Regions from separate parts of the Mus musculus genome. Here region 2 is linked to region 1. A link is a loop called in an ENCODE intact Hi-C map of the cell type or tissue named here. Cell type or tissue: heart. All regions are shown on one strand. Each heading gives the region's core, and the rest is flanking DNA. Links, peaks and the distances in the headings are about the cores only.

Region 1 (7,443 bases), core at 988-5,987:
GGGAACTAGAAAGGGATAAATATCTCTTGCTTGGGGACGATGCTTTCTGTCTCCGGCGGAGATTCAAATCTGTCTCCTATACTGTATGCCTCTAACCTCCTAATTATGCAATTCGACCGCCACCCTCAATTGCAAACTACAAAATCAGGAAGAGAAGGCAACACAAGTTCTAAAAGACGAAATTTTCTGACCACCTAGATCACGTGGGTTGTGGCTGTTTGGCATGGTACTTATGCGTGCTTGTACATTCCTGTGCTGTTTCACATACATTCTGACAAAAGAAACTACTTCTTCATGAACACCTAACCTACTTGTTGCATATGTATGAACTGCTCAAGATTCCTATTCGAGCTGAATTATCTATGAAATAACCTCACTACCAAATGCCAAAGACTTGGTATAGACTACCAAGCAGTTCAATTTCTTTAGTAGATCATCTGTGATTCAAAGTCTCTCAGGGAGCCCAGAATGTGAAACCTAACTTTTGAATTTCTATTCATAAAGTAATTAGCAAAATTAAAGTTCTGACTATTGAATCACAAAGAGCAAAAGTAAATCATTCCCACTCACTCTGGGCCAGAGGTCCTCACTTTTCTAATGTGTTCAAGTGAGCTTGTAGCTTAGGAACATGTAATGCGGGTGAGGAATTTACTGGCAAAGCTGAGGTGCTATCTCAACTCACTGCACGGCGAGCCCAACCCAATTTCAGAAGACGGGGGCAAATATCGTTTATTATCCACTAGTGTATAACTATAACCTCAAGTCACCTCACAAACTCATCTTACCTAAAATCATAGAAGTCTGCAAATTCCAAGGCAGCGTCACCATCTGTGAAGAGCTTACAGTGGCTTTTGTCATTCATGTGTGCCTGTACAGCTTCTGTGGAATAGAAGGACTTCCCTTTCTCATTGCACCACAAGCAAATTTTGCCAACACCAACTTTCTCTCCTGGTCATGTGGAAATAATATGAAATCAATCTTTAGAAGTCAGGTTAAATCTCACTACTTACTCTCACAAATTGAAAAATATTTCTTCATCAAAAGCAAAATCATTGTACTTACCCAAATATTTAATTAGTCCTTTCAAATCTGAAAGATACTCTATATCAGGAATAAAAAAGCTGTGGACTTTAGTCATATGAGCCACATTCTTCACGAGGGAGCTTGAATGATGGGAGCAAAACAAGCAGTCTGTTATTGGGATGGCACCTAGGGGTGGGCTCTCCTCAGCCGCTGCATCTTCTGCATCCTGATCCTCCACTCCAGGGTCCTCACATTCCAATCCATCATCGGAATCAATATCTTCCCAATCTTTAAGCCAAAGTTTTGAAAAATAAATTTACTTTTAAAGGTGTGATAAAGCAAGCACAATCAGAGATCAAATACCCCCAGACAAGTTTAAATGATAAAAACCTCTTTAATCTTTCTTTTCCAGCAGGAAGCTCTATAAAATAGTTGCTAACCTCTTTCCTATGCATTACTGCACCTAGCCCAGTACTGGACACCAAGTTAATTGGATTCCTATCTGGTTCAGTAGCTGTCTACCATTTGCACTTCACAGGAATACTTTAGTGTATATTTTGGTGTGTGCAGGGCTGCTATATGAATGCTTCTGTTTATATGTGTCCATGCAAGTTCAACTTAGTCACCAATGTAACACATGGGACCTCTAGGAACCTCATGAGTGAGTTGATGTCCTAAGAAAAGGACTTAAATGAACTGGCAAGTCTCCTTTTTTGTGTTTTGCTCCCCCTCCATGAGTACACACCCTAGATCTGCCTTTTCCATCATTAAGTAAGGCTTAGAAAAATACCCCTCCACAGAGCAAGCCCTCACTAAACAGTCAGGGTGCCAGTAGCTTCATTTTTTACTTCATCTTCCATGACTGTGGCAAAATAAGTTCATGTTGTTTATAAATTACCAGGCTTAAGATGCTTGGTTACAGAAGTATAAACCGACCAAGACATGAACACAAACACTGTCAGTATCAACAGTGCCGTGGGGGTGAATAAAGAACTCACAAAGTAAGGAACCTTGGGGCTGGCTGGAGCCCCACAAGTCAGGCTTGCAGGCAACACGAAACCCTCACTCAGTTTTAGTCAACTAAGTGAAATGTAAAATCCTAAGCCATTCTAACCACACATTCTACAGCAGCGTGCCAACAGCATAGCTTTCTGTGCACCAGTGTAACCCTTCCTGATCCAAACTAAAAGAATGTTTTGCCCGTTAAGAATGCGCCTCTACTCTTTTATTCTGTTTTTAATCAATGCCCTAGGTCCTGGATCCACCACAGAGACGCAGACAGACAAAGTGCCCTGTGGAAATGAAGAGCAGTGAGGCATTTAAACCACTTCTGCCCTCACTCTAAAATGTCCTATAGAAATCCCCAAATACTGTTCCCTTTCGGGTCCACACGAAGTTTGGTGCGTCCGGGAGCAAGCATAAGAATGGAGGTCTACAGCCCGGCAGTGGTGGCACTCGCCTTTAACCCCAGCACTTGGGAGGCAGAGGCAGGGGGATTTCTAAAGTTTAAGGCCAGCCTGGTCTACAGAGTGAGTTCCAGGACAGCCAGGGCTACACAGAGAAACCCTGTCTCGAAAAACCAAAAAAACACCAAAAAAGTATGGAGGCCTACAATCCATCTGCTTAACTAGTTAAAAGTCATAAACCAGGAAACATCTTTAAATCCAGGCGGGATGCCCTGGGCCTGGAACCCCACTCCCTCAAAGGCTGCGGTAAAAGGATAAGAAGAAAGTCAGGGTCCAGCCTGGGAATGGATGTCGCAAAGGTAAACACTGAAGAAGGCTCGGGCTGGGGGCCTCAGGGGAGGGCGACATCGCTGAACGTGGACCCAGCCCTTCGTCTCCATCGCGATGTCTCCCGGAGCCTCCCGCTCGCCCCAACCCCGACAGGACCCTTACCTACCTTCGTCTTCGTCGTCTTCCTCCTCTTCCTCTCCCTCCTCCTCTCCGTCCTCCCACTGCTGCTTCGCCAGCTTCTTCGCCTGCTGTTCGAACCACTGGAGCCGGGGCGGCTTCTCCGTCGGGTCTCGCTCCGGGACGCCCCGTGCGCCCGCCGCCGCCCTCCCGCACTCGTCCGTGGGCACGAAGGGCGCTTTCTTGGGGGACGTGGAGGGCTGGGCCTTGATGGCCTGCTGGATGGCGGCGTTCACGGCGTCCTTGTCGACGCCGTCCGCGCCCAGCCCCTTCTCCAGGTTCTTGGCGTTCAGCAGCTCCACGCGCCGGCTCGCGGCCCGCACCGCCTTCCGCTCCAGCTCGGCGTGCCGCCGGGAGCCGAGGTGGTTCTCGTAGGCGTTGAAGGTGGCGAACTTCTTGCCGCACGCCGTGCAGTAGGTGGCCGCGCCCTTGCTCGCCTCCGCCGCCTCGGCCACCGCGCGCTGCGCCCGCACCCGCTCCTGGAAGCCCTCGGCCGTCACCGGGGCCATGGCGGCCACCTTGCGCCGCAGGTTGTAGCGGTGCCAGTCCGTCTTGTAGTGCGCCCGCTGCAGCTCCGCGTCGCGGAACGCCACCCGGCAGGTGATGCACGTGAGAGCCGCCATCCCCGGGCCCGGAAGACAGAGACGACCCAGCCGAGAACCTTCTAAGCCTGACCGGCCGCCTTCTAGTCCCACAAACGCAGAGAACCTCCTTCGCCCACAGCCAGGAAAAGACACACCAGACACCAGCTTCCGGGCTCTAAGTGAGGGAACTTCCGAGTTCTAAGTGAGGGAACTTCCGACTCGCACAGGAAACTCTTGGCAGCTGGCTTAAGAAGGCCCGCCTGGGTCCCCGGAAATGACGAAGTTTCATGTCGCTCTCTTCGCGCCTGGATCCGCCCTGTCAATCAAAGGTGGGCGTGTGCCTGGAGGATGCCGCTGCCTCCTGAGGGCTTAGCGGTTGTGTCGCTTGCCGTGACGAGGTCAGAGGGATGGGCTTGTGAGGGAAAGAAGGGCGTGGGTGCCTGGGATGGTTCTGGGACTGCTCTTGAGAGATGGATCCCGTCAAGACTGTCTCTCGCGCCTCTGGAAAGGGGGATCAAACGTGGCGACAGCGTGGAACTTCCGGAGGCCAAACCGACCCAAGCTCTTTGCAGCGAAGGGGGCGGTCAGAGCTCTTGAACAGAAAAGATTCCCTGCTGGGAGCCGAAAGTACAGCCTAGCCACTGTCCCACAAAATATAATCCGAGCCACATGTGAGATTTTTAAATCCAAGTAGCCATATAAAAAGTCAAAGTAGAGACTATGCCCGGGCCTAACAAACACAGAAGTGGATGCTCACAGTCAGCTATTGGATGGATCACAGGGCCCCCAGTGGAGGAGCTAGAGAAAGTAACCTTATAGGTGGAACAACAATATGAACTAACCATTACCCCCAGAGCTCGTGTCTCTAGCTGCATATGTATCAGAAGATGGCCTAGTTGGCCATCAGTGGAAAGAGAGGCCCATTGGACTTGCAAACTTTATATGCCCCAGTACAGGGGAACGCCAGGACCAAAAAGTGGGAGTGGATGGGTAGGGGAGTGGGTGGGGGACCGTGTGGGGGACTTTTGGGATAGCATTGGAAATGTAAATGAAATAAATACCTAATAAAAACAAACAAACAAAAAAGTCAAACTAGGTGAAGTTGCTTTTAATGATCGAAATACTCTTTCAGCATCTAAAACTTTAAAAGGATCTATCTGTGATTTTACGCTCCATCGTGGGTACTAAACCTTGGAGACCCTGTGTGTATAACAGCAGCAATTCATATCAGTTCGATTTTTTTTTTCTTGAGACAGGGTTTCTCTGTGTAGCCCTGGCTGTCCTGGAACTCACTCTGTAGACCAGGCTGGCCTCGACCTTCAGAAATCCACCTGCCTCTGCCTCCCAAGTGCTTGGATTAAAGGCGTATGCCACCACTGCCTGGCAAATCCTCTGTTCTATCCCTGCCTTTAACTCACCCTGATTCAATGTCAATTGTTCTAACAGGTTAAGCAAGTATATTTTTGGTATTGTGTTAGAAATCCGTTGCTATGCTATTCTGCCTGAATATCTTTCTGCCAGCTTGCTCCCTTTTGTAAACCTTTGCCCAAATGCCTTTGGGGGGGGGGGGGTTCTAGAGCCTTTTGTCAAAAATAATGCCAGTATTTTTTTTGTGTTGTTGTTGTTTTTGTTATTATTATAATTATATCCCAAATGTTGCCCTCTCCTAGTCCCCTTCACAGAGTTCTTTCCCCTATACTCCCTCCCCTTCACCTCAGAGAGGGTGACCCCCCTCCTGCAAAGCCCCTCCCTGGGGTATCAAGTCTCTAGAGGATTAGGCACATGCTCTGGCACTGAGGCCAAACAATGCAATCCTCTGCTACATACTGCTGCAACACCCCATTTCTTAAGTCCTTACTAGGTATTGCTTTTTATCACTGTTATCTGTTGTGCTATATTGAATCACTAGTATTTAGCATCAAAACATTCAGTTTCTGCAAGGCAAGCGTGCCCGAGTTAGGTGGTTCTTATGTACTCTCACATGAGTTCATGGTGAACCTGTGGCGAAGGCTGAAGTAACCTGAAGGGTTAGTATTTTACCATGGCTGGAGGAGTCTCATCAGAGAAGACTCGCTTGGCTAATAGTAAGAGATGTTCTTTCCTTGTCAATTGAATCTCCCCATAGTAATATTTGTCTTCATAGGGTGGCAGTTAGCTTCCCTTTTGCCTGTGCAGTTCTGGTGTTGACTAAGTACTTTATTTATTTATTTATTTATTTTGGTTTTTTGAGACAGGGTTTCTCTGTATAGCCCTGGCTGTCCTGGAGCTCACTTTGTAGACCAGGCTGGCCTCGAACTCCGAAATCCACCTGCCTCTGCCTCCCAAGTGCTGGGATTAAAGGCGTTCGCCACCACACCCGGCTCCCTGACTAAGTACTTTTACAGTATTCTCAGCTCATCTAATGTGAAAGGCCTGGTCAGAAGTCCATGAAGAACAGCGGAGTGGGGCCAGGTGGACTTTATGGATTGCTTTGAGAGAGCAGCTACTACTAGTGTTTGTTATTTTCTCCCAGGCTTAGCAATGGAAGTCCTGCATCCAGGGAAACCTTATAATTATGCACAAATCAGAAGGCCTAGTCATACATCATGTTAGTCATCTTGAGTATAAGTTCCGTGAAAACAGGCTTCCCTTTCATGGCCCCATACCCAACACTAGAATAATACCAGGGCAGAGTCTATTCAGTGTTTCTTAAAACTGCGATTTTGTAGTGCAAAGGTAAAATCTCATTTTTTTTCTTTGTTGCAGAAAGTTTTTATTTCGAGATTATATAGAAATTTTGGAATAACTTTCTAAACATCTCATTTTGAGAAATATATCTAGTATTCCTCACCAGCTGAAGTGAGCAAAATATATGTATTTTCAAGTCTCCATGAAAAGCAGAAATTAGCTATATAAAGAAAAGCATTTCTAGATTTTTTTTTCCTATTTGATTTTGCATTTGTTGCTATCCTTGATTTCCTCTCTGCTTGCTCTTGTTTATTTTCACAATCCTATTTAGCATCTTCGGCTTCTCAGTACCCTTTACTTTTCCTCTTCAGAGCACCACTGCTCCCTCCATTGATTCTGTAGTGAACTCGAGAGAACAGACTGTGGTCAGTCTAGTTTGTCCTCTGCTAGGGGTGTAGCCTTAGTCTATTTACCACTTGTTAATTATGCTTGCTATTATTTAGATATGGTATATCCCTTAAAGGTTCTAGGGCCAGAATTTTGTTCCCCAGTGTAACAGTGTTGGAAGGCAATGGAACACTTAAGAGGTAATTAAGTCATAGGAGCTTTACCTTAATGAGTGGATTCATGTTTTTGTCAAGAAACTAGTATTAGATGGGTCACTACAAGAGTTGACCAAAGCCTCATCAGATCCTTCCTACTACAAAAGGCTATACTCAACAAAACTGGAAAACCTGGATGAAATGGACAATTTCCTAGACAGATACCAGGTACCAAAGTTAAATCAGGATCAGATTAACGATCTTAACAGTCCCATCTCCCCTAAAGAAATAGAAGCAGTCATTAATAGTCTTCCAACCAAAAAAAGCCCAGGACCAGATGGGTTTAGTGCAGAGTTCTATCAGACCTTCAAAGAAGACCTAATTTCAATTCTCCTCAAACTATTCCACAAAATAGAAACAGAAGGTATTCTACCCAATTCACTCTGATACCTAAACCACATAAAGACCCAACAAAGAGAACTTCAGACCAATTTCCCTTATGAATACCAATGCAAAAATACTCAATAAAATTCTCGGAAACCGAATCCAAGAACACATGAAAATGATCATCCATCGTGATCAAGTAGGCTTCATCCCAGGGATACAGGGAATATTTAATATACAGAAATTCATCAATGTAATCCACTATATAAACAAACTCAAAGACAAAAAAAAAAACACATGATCATCTCATTAGATGCTGAGAAAGCATTT
Region 2 (7,443 bases), core at 855-5,854, 180 kb after region 1:
AGCCAAGTGGTCCCTCTGTCCCTTTGTGTGACCCCAGGGAGGTTCAGGTTCTGAGACAGTTTGGTCCGGACTGTACAGCACCTGCCTGTTCAACCGGTTCTCACCTCCACATCAAAGAGTGTTGATCCATAACCAGGCCACTCCTTGATCAGGGCCATATACTTGGCCATGGCTTGTTCCTGGTTCATCCCCTGCAGTTTCTTCCACTTGTCAATGATGCTGGTGCGAGCCGAGCAGACTTCCTCCTTGATCCACATGTCCAGCATCTGCTCCTCCTCCGCCTTCTGCCGAACCACCGACCCGGTCCGGAAGCTCCGCCGCAGCGTGCCCTCCAGGAAGCTGGTCCGTCTCTTCTCGAGGCGCTCGTACGGGGTGAAGGTTTTGGTCGACTGACTAATGCGAGCTCTGAGTCTCTGCACAGAGTAAACCTCCTCGAGGGGTGGGATGGAGGTGTGCGGGGTATAGTCGCCCTGCAGATACTGCAGTCTCAGGGCAGCCAGCACTTGGAGGCTTTCCTCAGGGGCTGGGTGGTGGCCATGGATGACGGCTTCGTGGGCCTAAAGGAGGTGACAGACAGCAAATATGTCAGGAAACCTCTACTCATGCCATGCAGACTGTATCCCAGCCTCCCTTTTAAGCTTAAATTCCTCCCCCGCAAAGCACCCACCTACCCCCACGTTTCCACTTGGATTTCTCCTAGCAAAGCACGGCCTGCCGCTTCCAAGCCAAATTCCTCCCCTTCATGGGTGTCATCCAACCCTGGAGTGGCTTTTACTCCTATGGTCTCTTGGCAGTGATACTTTTTTTAAATTCACTTTACATCCTGATTGCTGTCCCCCTCCCAGTCCCCCCTCTACTCCCCCTCCCCTTCTCCTCTGAGAGAGTGGAGGTGCCCTGCCTGAGTATCCCCTGACTCTGGCACATCAAGTGTCTTGGCAGTGGTGTTCAAACCGAGTGCTCATTCCACAGTGAGTGGTTAGCTTTTCCTTGCTGGTAAGTCTGCTACCGCACCTAATCCTACAGACTTTAGCAGTTTATTTATTTGCTGCAGTAATGGGCTTCTCTCTCTTGTCTCTGACAAAGGAAAAGAATCTGTCTCTTGGAGTTCCTTTTACCTGTTCAAACATAAACGCAAACTCCACGCTGTCTTTTGGCATGCTGTCGGTGTCCAGGAAGCAATAAAGTTTGAAGTAGAATTTCCATGGCGCGTCCCCGGCTTCTGACGTGGCAGCTAGCCTACAGGCAGAAGCCACAAAAGTCTCAGAGCAAAACCAGAAATGGGCCATGGTAACCCACAGAGGGCTGATTTCACACAGCGTACTCTGAAGATGAAGCTGTCCTACCATATGATGGGACAAAGAGGTGACACAAGGGGTCGTCACACAAACAAAATAGCAAGGCAGTCCTTGTCAGATCTCCTGGGTAGTTTAACCAGAGGGAAAGTGCATTGTTCCAGCCAGGTTCCACTTTAGGGTAGATAATAAAGAGAAAGCTTTCAAGCAAAGAGGGCCAACAGGTGGCAGAGAGGAAAAGGTAAATAGATTAACAAGGGTAAAATATAAACTAACGCAAACACACGTGTTCTCCAGGCGTTTTGAAGGGGAGGAACTTACTTTTCAAACTTTGCCAGGACGTCAGCTACGATGGTCCGGCTTTCGATGGCCTTGTCCACCTGTCCGTTGTACTCAAACAAGGCAAACATGTTCCTGCTGTCCTCCATGGCGAGCCCTCGGATCAGCTTCTCCACCACCTGGAAGACACATCAGGGGCTCTCAGCTCAGACGCTGCTGCCGCCATGCGCTTTACATGCATACGACGTCATCTGTCGGAGGGAGAGGCTGGTGTGGCAGGGTCCACACAGCCCTCTGAGACTGCTGCCCCGGAGCCTGAGCATGTACTGGCTTGCTCTTACTGTCTTGATAAATTCAGCTTTGACTTTCTTCTTCCCTCCCCTCCCCGGGGCGTGGGGGGAGGGGCAGGGGAGAGGAGGACCACTAACTTACGGTTTTCTTTTTTTGCAAAGCCTCAGTAGTTGGAAAAATAAATGAAACCCCTAAGTCCCATCTTTTATCCGATATATTGATAAGCCTTGAGAAACAGTGGCGATTTCTAATGATGAGTCACTTCAAAAGGCTCCTAAGGCTTAATTAGCAACGCCACCATCATTCCAAGCTTTTGTTGGGCTTGATTTAAGAGGTCAGGGGAAAATGTGCTCTTCTGATGTGGTATTCTCCACATTCTCATGGCAGGCACAGAGAGACACCTGGTGGCCGAAGAGACTCGACACACCCTTCTCACAGGGTTTCCCCATTGCAGATCTAGACACGTTCAAGATGGGGGAGATTACGTCTGAGGGACACTGGCTTAGGTGGAGCTTTGCATTTGCACGTAACTCAACTTTTACCTCTACTGTGTGTGTGTGTGTGTGTGTGTGTGCGTGCGCTTGGCTGCTGGCTGTACTGACTTCCTTGCTTGTTGAGCGGATACACTGAGCATAAACACACATTCAGGTACCACAGGCGTATGGGCCAGTGTGCAACAAGCACAAGGCGATTGACTGTCGGCATTCCCTACCTCCCCGGCTGTGGTGTGGGAGTTGATGGTGATCTTGCAGGAGCCTCCGCCATGGCAATACACTGTGGACGTCATTTCCTGCCGGTGGATCAGAGCTTCGATTTCATCTCGGGAAGGCACAAACTCTCTGCATTTGGTTTTCTTAAGGGATTCGTAGATAAAGAGGGCGTACTTCTCCATCTCGGTTCCTGGGAACTGTTCCCGTATCCTGGGAGACAAAGGTGACTGTGAACTGGAGATAGACACAGGCTGGCCAGAGGGAGCTGGGATGTGGGGAGGGTTCAGCAGCAGAGGCTGGGAGGCTGCCCCCTTGTGGTGACAGGAGTGAATGGCAGTGTCTTTCTGGTTAGGTCCAGCTTTAGTTCAGACATGGAAAAAGTAAAGAACCTACGTTGCGGGTAGTCCGCTGCCAGTTTTTTTTTTTTTTTATGTGGCACCGCTAATAACCAAAATTATAATGCCTTGGGCCATGGCCTTGAATTCAAAAAGATCTGCCTGCATCTGCCTCCTGCTGGGATTAAATGTGTGCACGCCATGCCTACACCTGGCCTTTCTTTGTTAATGTAGGGGTTCACGATGTACTCTATCTAGGCTGGCCTTGAACTCTCGTTCCTCCTGCCTCAGTGAGGAGATTACCAAAACAAGACACCGTGTCCAGCTTTAAATGTTGTTTGCCACAGTTGAGCAAAATGAGACTTGTTAGCTGCCTTTGCCACACACAGAACAATGAGATTAGACAGACTACTCAGAGATTCACCTACGTAGCCATTTTTTTACCTAAAAGTATTCCATAACCTCACGCTGTCAACCTCAGAATAAAATCTGATAAGAACTAAGTCAGTTCACACACACACACACACACACACACACACACACACAATCAAAGTTGGGGTTTTCTATAGAGAGAGTAATTAAATGTACCCAGCATGAATACATTAGTGGCTTGATTCTTCATTCGGCTTAAAGGGCAAGAGGACATCTAAGTCATACACACTTGCTTGAGGGGCCCTGTGGGTCGGGCTGGAGAGCCCTGTCGCAGCGTTTGATGTCGCAATGGTGGATTATACCTCTGTAAGCTCTGCCCAGCTTCTTTCAAAAGTGCCCCCTGGCCTAGTGCTCTACCTTTTCAGGTGGAACTTGAGGTATTTGAGGATCCCGCGGCTCGGCAGGAAGGTGCAGCTGAGGCAGGTCAGGATCTGCCAGCTGTAAAGGTTGCCCACGCTGCCGGGATGGGGCACCTTGTTGGTCTGTTTGATGAGCTGACAATACAGTTCATCCCGCAGAGGCCGCAGGTCGTGCCCGGTCTGCAGGATGCCCTGGATGATAGGGATGGGGTCGGACATGGACTCCAGTTGTTGGAGAGAATTGAATATCTTGATGGCTTCGTCCTGAAGGGTCGTGTAGCCTTTGTCTTTCAGCACTAGGGAAAGAAAGCCAACCGAAATCACTGGAGGGGCTGGAAGAAGTTATGACAGGCGCAGGAGACTAAAGGAAGGGATGGGGGTGGGGACAAGCAGCCACTTCTAAGGAATGTCCGCGCAGAGGCGAGCGAGCTGCACTGCTCTGTTAAGACAGCTGAGGTTTTAGTACAGAACCTGCTTGATTAAAACCTGAACTATAGTTGGACAGCTCTCTTGCTTAAGACGTGATACTGTCTAGGACCTATGTACCTTGACTAAAAATGACAGGTTACATCTCCTGTCAATCCATTAGAACTTGAGAATACTGTCAGGCAAAACTGCAATGAATCCTCTACAGACCGTAGCCTTGCCTCACGCGTCTCGGATGTGCTGCGTACCTCCCGCAAGCTGCCGCTGCTGACACCATGCTACGAAGCCACTTCATAATGAAGGAATGAACATATAGACAACTCACTGGATGGTGTATTGACAGTTAAAGACAGAAGGGCTGGATAGGCACACCTTCCTACCACAGTCCAACAGGCACTGTATACTCACTCTAAGGATTGCCCTGAATTCATGGAGAAGCACTCTCTAATGTCTCAACCTTCCTAGCCCTAATGCTGCTTCTTTAATACACTTCCTCCTGCTGTGCTGACCCCAACCACACAATTACTTCACGGCTACTTCCTAACTGTAACTTTGCTTCCGCTATGAATTGTTAAGTATCTGATACGCACGATACCCAATACGCGAACCCCCAGCAGGGTCGTGACTCAGGTTGATAAACCGCTGCCTTACATCTGTACTTGAGCATGTTTTACCGTCTCTTTCCTGTCTGGAATGACTTAGAGACTCTCTGAGGTAGCACTGCTTCCACGTTAGAACAAAGTTACGAGGCTCTGAGGATCCTGGGGGCTTTCTGAACTCACGGTTGAGATTTATGTCCCCATAGGGAAGAGGCAGGAGCGGGGAGTGCAGCGGGTGATGCGTGTAGCGAAGGATCGGGTTCCGCTTGTAAATCTGCTCCACCACGTCAGAGTTGAGGCAGTTCTCCTACAAAGCAAAGCAGCCATTGAAAGAAAGCAAGGAGGCGGACTGTGACGAGCACCTACTCTTAGAGAGCGAATCCCACCATGCCTCCACACACAGAACATCTTTCACAAAGTCCAGGAAATCCAGCGGTGACCATTTCCAGCCAAAGAGAATCAATCCAACCTGGATTTAAGCACGGACCCCAGAAGTATGTGACACAGTTCAGTGTCTGTCTCAAGTGTTCCAAGTCTCCTCACGTTATTAAAACCCCCCATCCCTGTAGCTACTCACACGTCTACTGAACAAATTAATCTTCATGATTTGCCATCAATCGTGGGATCTCCAAGTATAGTTCACTTTAAAATACATTTTGATAGACTTTATATTTTGAGTCTTAGGCAGATCTAGGGTAGCCTTAGAACTCATGACAGTCCTGCTCAGTCGGCCAACTGTTGGGATTATAGACATGCAGCGCCATAGACTGGCTTTAATTATTAATTTTTTTGACACTTCTTTTAAAGACTTCCTTTTTAGTTCTGTGTATATGTGTGGTGTCTGTGGAGGCCAGAAGAGAGAGCAGCATAGTATTCTTTGGAACCAGAGCTAGAAGTGGCTAGGAACTCCCTGACATGGGTCTGGGGACTGAACACTGGCTCTCTACAACGGGCGCGAGCACTGTTCTTCAATGCTCGGCCTCATGGCTCTTCTGAACTTGGAAATGACACACCTCACACCCACAGGGACACGTCCCCCTTAGGCCCCTCTGCCGAGAATTTAAGATCTTTGGACAGAATCCTATCCTGTGTTGACGCTCGTCACATGCTACTGGGATGCCACGGAGGCAGCCACATCACTAAACAAACAGCAGGGTTGGGCACAGGCACTGATTCATTCTTCCAGGGAAATGTCATTTCCAGTAGGAAATCTTTCCAACAACACTCGCTGGAGGCTGGCAGAAAAGCGATGGTTTAAATCTTCTAGTTAATTGGGGTAACTTGTCTCATTTCTGAAGACACAGTCTTTTATATTTGGAAAAACTATTTATTCTCTGAATGTCTGAATTTGCAATTAGAGAATAAAAATAGATGGCACAGCTTTGATAAAAATGTGTGGCTTGACATGGAAAAAAAAACCTGCCTCCTCTCTCAAAAGGAAGCTTAGAAAAATATCTTTATTGCTAAAAATGAGATTATTTGTATCTAGGGCCCTGGGTTCCACAGGAAGCTTGGTTGTGTACTGGGGATTAAGAATTTGCTGTAGCTTGGTCTCAAATTTCTAGAAAACATACCACATTGGAAACCCCTGGGTTTGGGTAGGAAATTCCAACCTTGGCTCTATCAGACCACCAGGGGTCTCCAGCTTCACCGGGGTCCACAGCACCATGAGGGAGGTTTGTGGCAGCTGGCGGCTAATCATCGGTGCTTTCAACCAACAAACATTGACTGAACAATTAAACTTACAAGCAGGGAACTGAAATTTTACGAAATCAATGAGATTTGTTGTTTCTGGCGATCTGGAGGTAGCTGTCAGGGATCCCAAGTGTTCTAGCACAATCTGGGCTCTCTGTTTCCTTTCAGGTGGTGGAGACTGAACCATACCCAGGGCCTTGCCCATAACAGCAAGCACTCTACCACTGAGCTATATCCCCAGCGCCCAATCTGGGCTCTTTGTAAATCTACTTCTGGGACCTAAGAACAGAATATTGAGAAGGGAATCACCATGACTTCTGAGAGGTCTCCAACTGGGGCAGAGGTGACTCTGGGATGGTTTAAGCAGTCCCTACCCAGTTCACACACAATCTTCTGTCTATGCATAGTGTGCCAAACTCTAACACCTCTATGGAGATGGAACATCTGTAATGTAAGATTTCACGAAACACCTCACTTAGACTCTGAACTGAAAAATCACCAGGCATTGGTGGAAGCCAGGCAGGAGAAACACTGGCTGGCATCTGTAACAGCAAGGGAAGGGACCACAAGGAACTCCTGGGCTTCTCTTCCCACCTTAATATCTTGGATCAGCTGCTGGGTGGGCGTGTCGATTGGAGCCTTGGTGTCAGTCACATTCTGGATGGCGCTGGACCACCTAGTCGCCTCGTTCAGTAGTTTCGTGTAGAGTCGGTAACAGTGTTTGCGCCCATACACGGTGACATTCCAGTAGCCTGCAAGGCAGCGCAGCACACTTACGTCAGCCACACCCTCTGGGGCCAAGGCTTAAGTCACAAGGCTTGTGATTTAAGTCAGTAAATGCTAGAACTCTACTCATGCTTTATCGGGCACTAGGTATCCGGTGACAAACAGAAAACACTGTGAAGTTTATAGTCAAAAGGAGGGGACATACTAAAACAAGGAGGTCCATCTCTCTAAGGAACACCGGGTGCAGCTAATGCCCTGATCTAGGATGGGCACAGGAAAGAAAAAGTGCAGCACATCCT

What was found. Peaks named below come from ENCODE experiments on the same cell type or tissue, not always from the same donor. Only the 100,000 strongest peaks of a DNase experiment are listed, where the experiment ranks them.
Region 2: a loop joins it to region 1, with 3 times the contacts of the local background. A loop is called at or near these places in 7 of 42 quality-filtered maps.

The regions. Positions count from the first base shown.
Region 1 is chr15:25,980,666-25,988,108 of GRCm38, reverse strand. It overlaps Zfp622 (zinc finger protein 622), which reads right to left and starts at 3,743. Exons shown (of 6, transcript NM_144523.3): 1 at 2,926-3,743; 2 at 1,063-1,311; 3 at 786-948. The coding sequence starts at 3,559. In heart, for the core only: no CTCF peak of the experiment used is centred there; a DNase peak (open chromatin) is centred at 3,838; H3K4me3 peaks cover 2,974 bases; H3K27ac peaks cover 2,104 bases.
Region 2 is chr15:25,800,850-25,808,292 of GRCm38, reverse strand. Myo10 (myosin X) reads right to left here. Exons shown (of 41, transcript NM_019472.2): 33 at 7,013-7,170; 34 at 4,907-5,030; 35 at 3,697-3,994; 36 at 2,575-2,782; 37 at 1,614-1,750; 38 at 1,116-1,236; 39 at 105-557. Among named protein-coding and RNA genes, the nearest start is that of Retreg1, 39 kb to the left of the region's middle. In heart, for the core only: CTCF peaks have their summits at 2,256 (motif pointing left) and 2,890 (motif pointing left); a DNase peak (open chromatin) is centred at 2,682.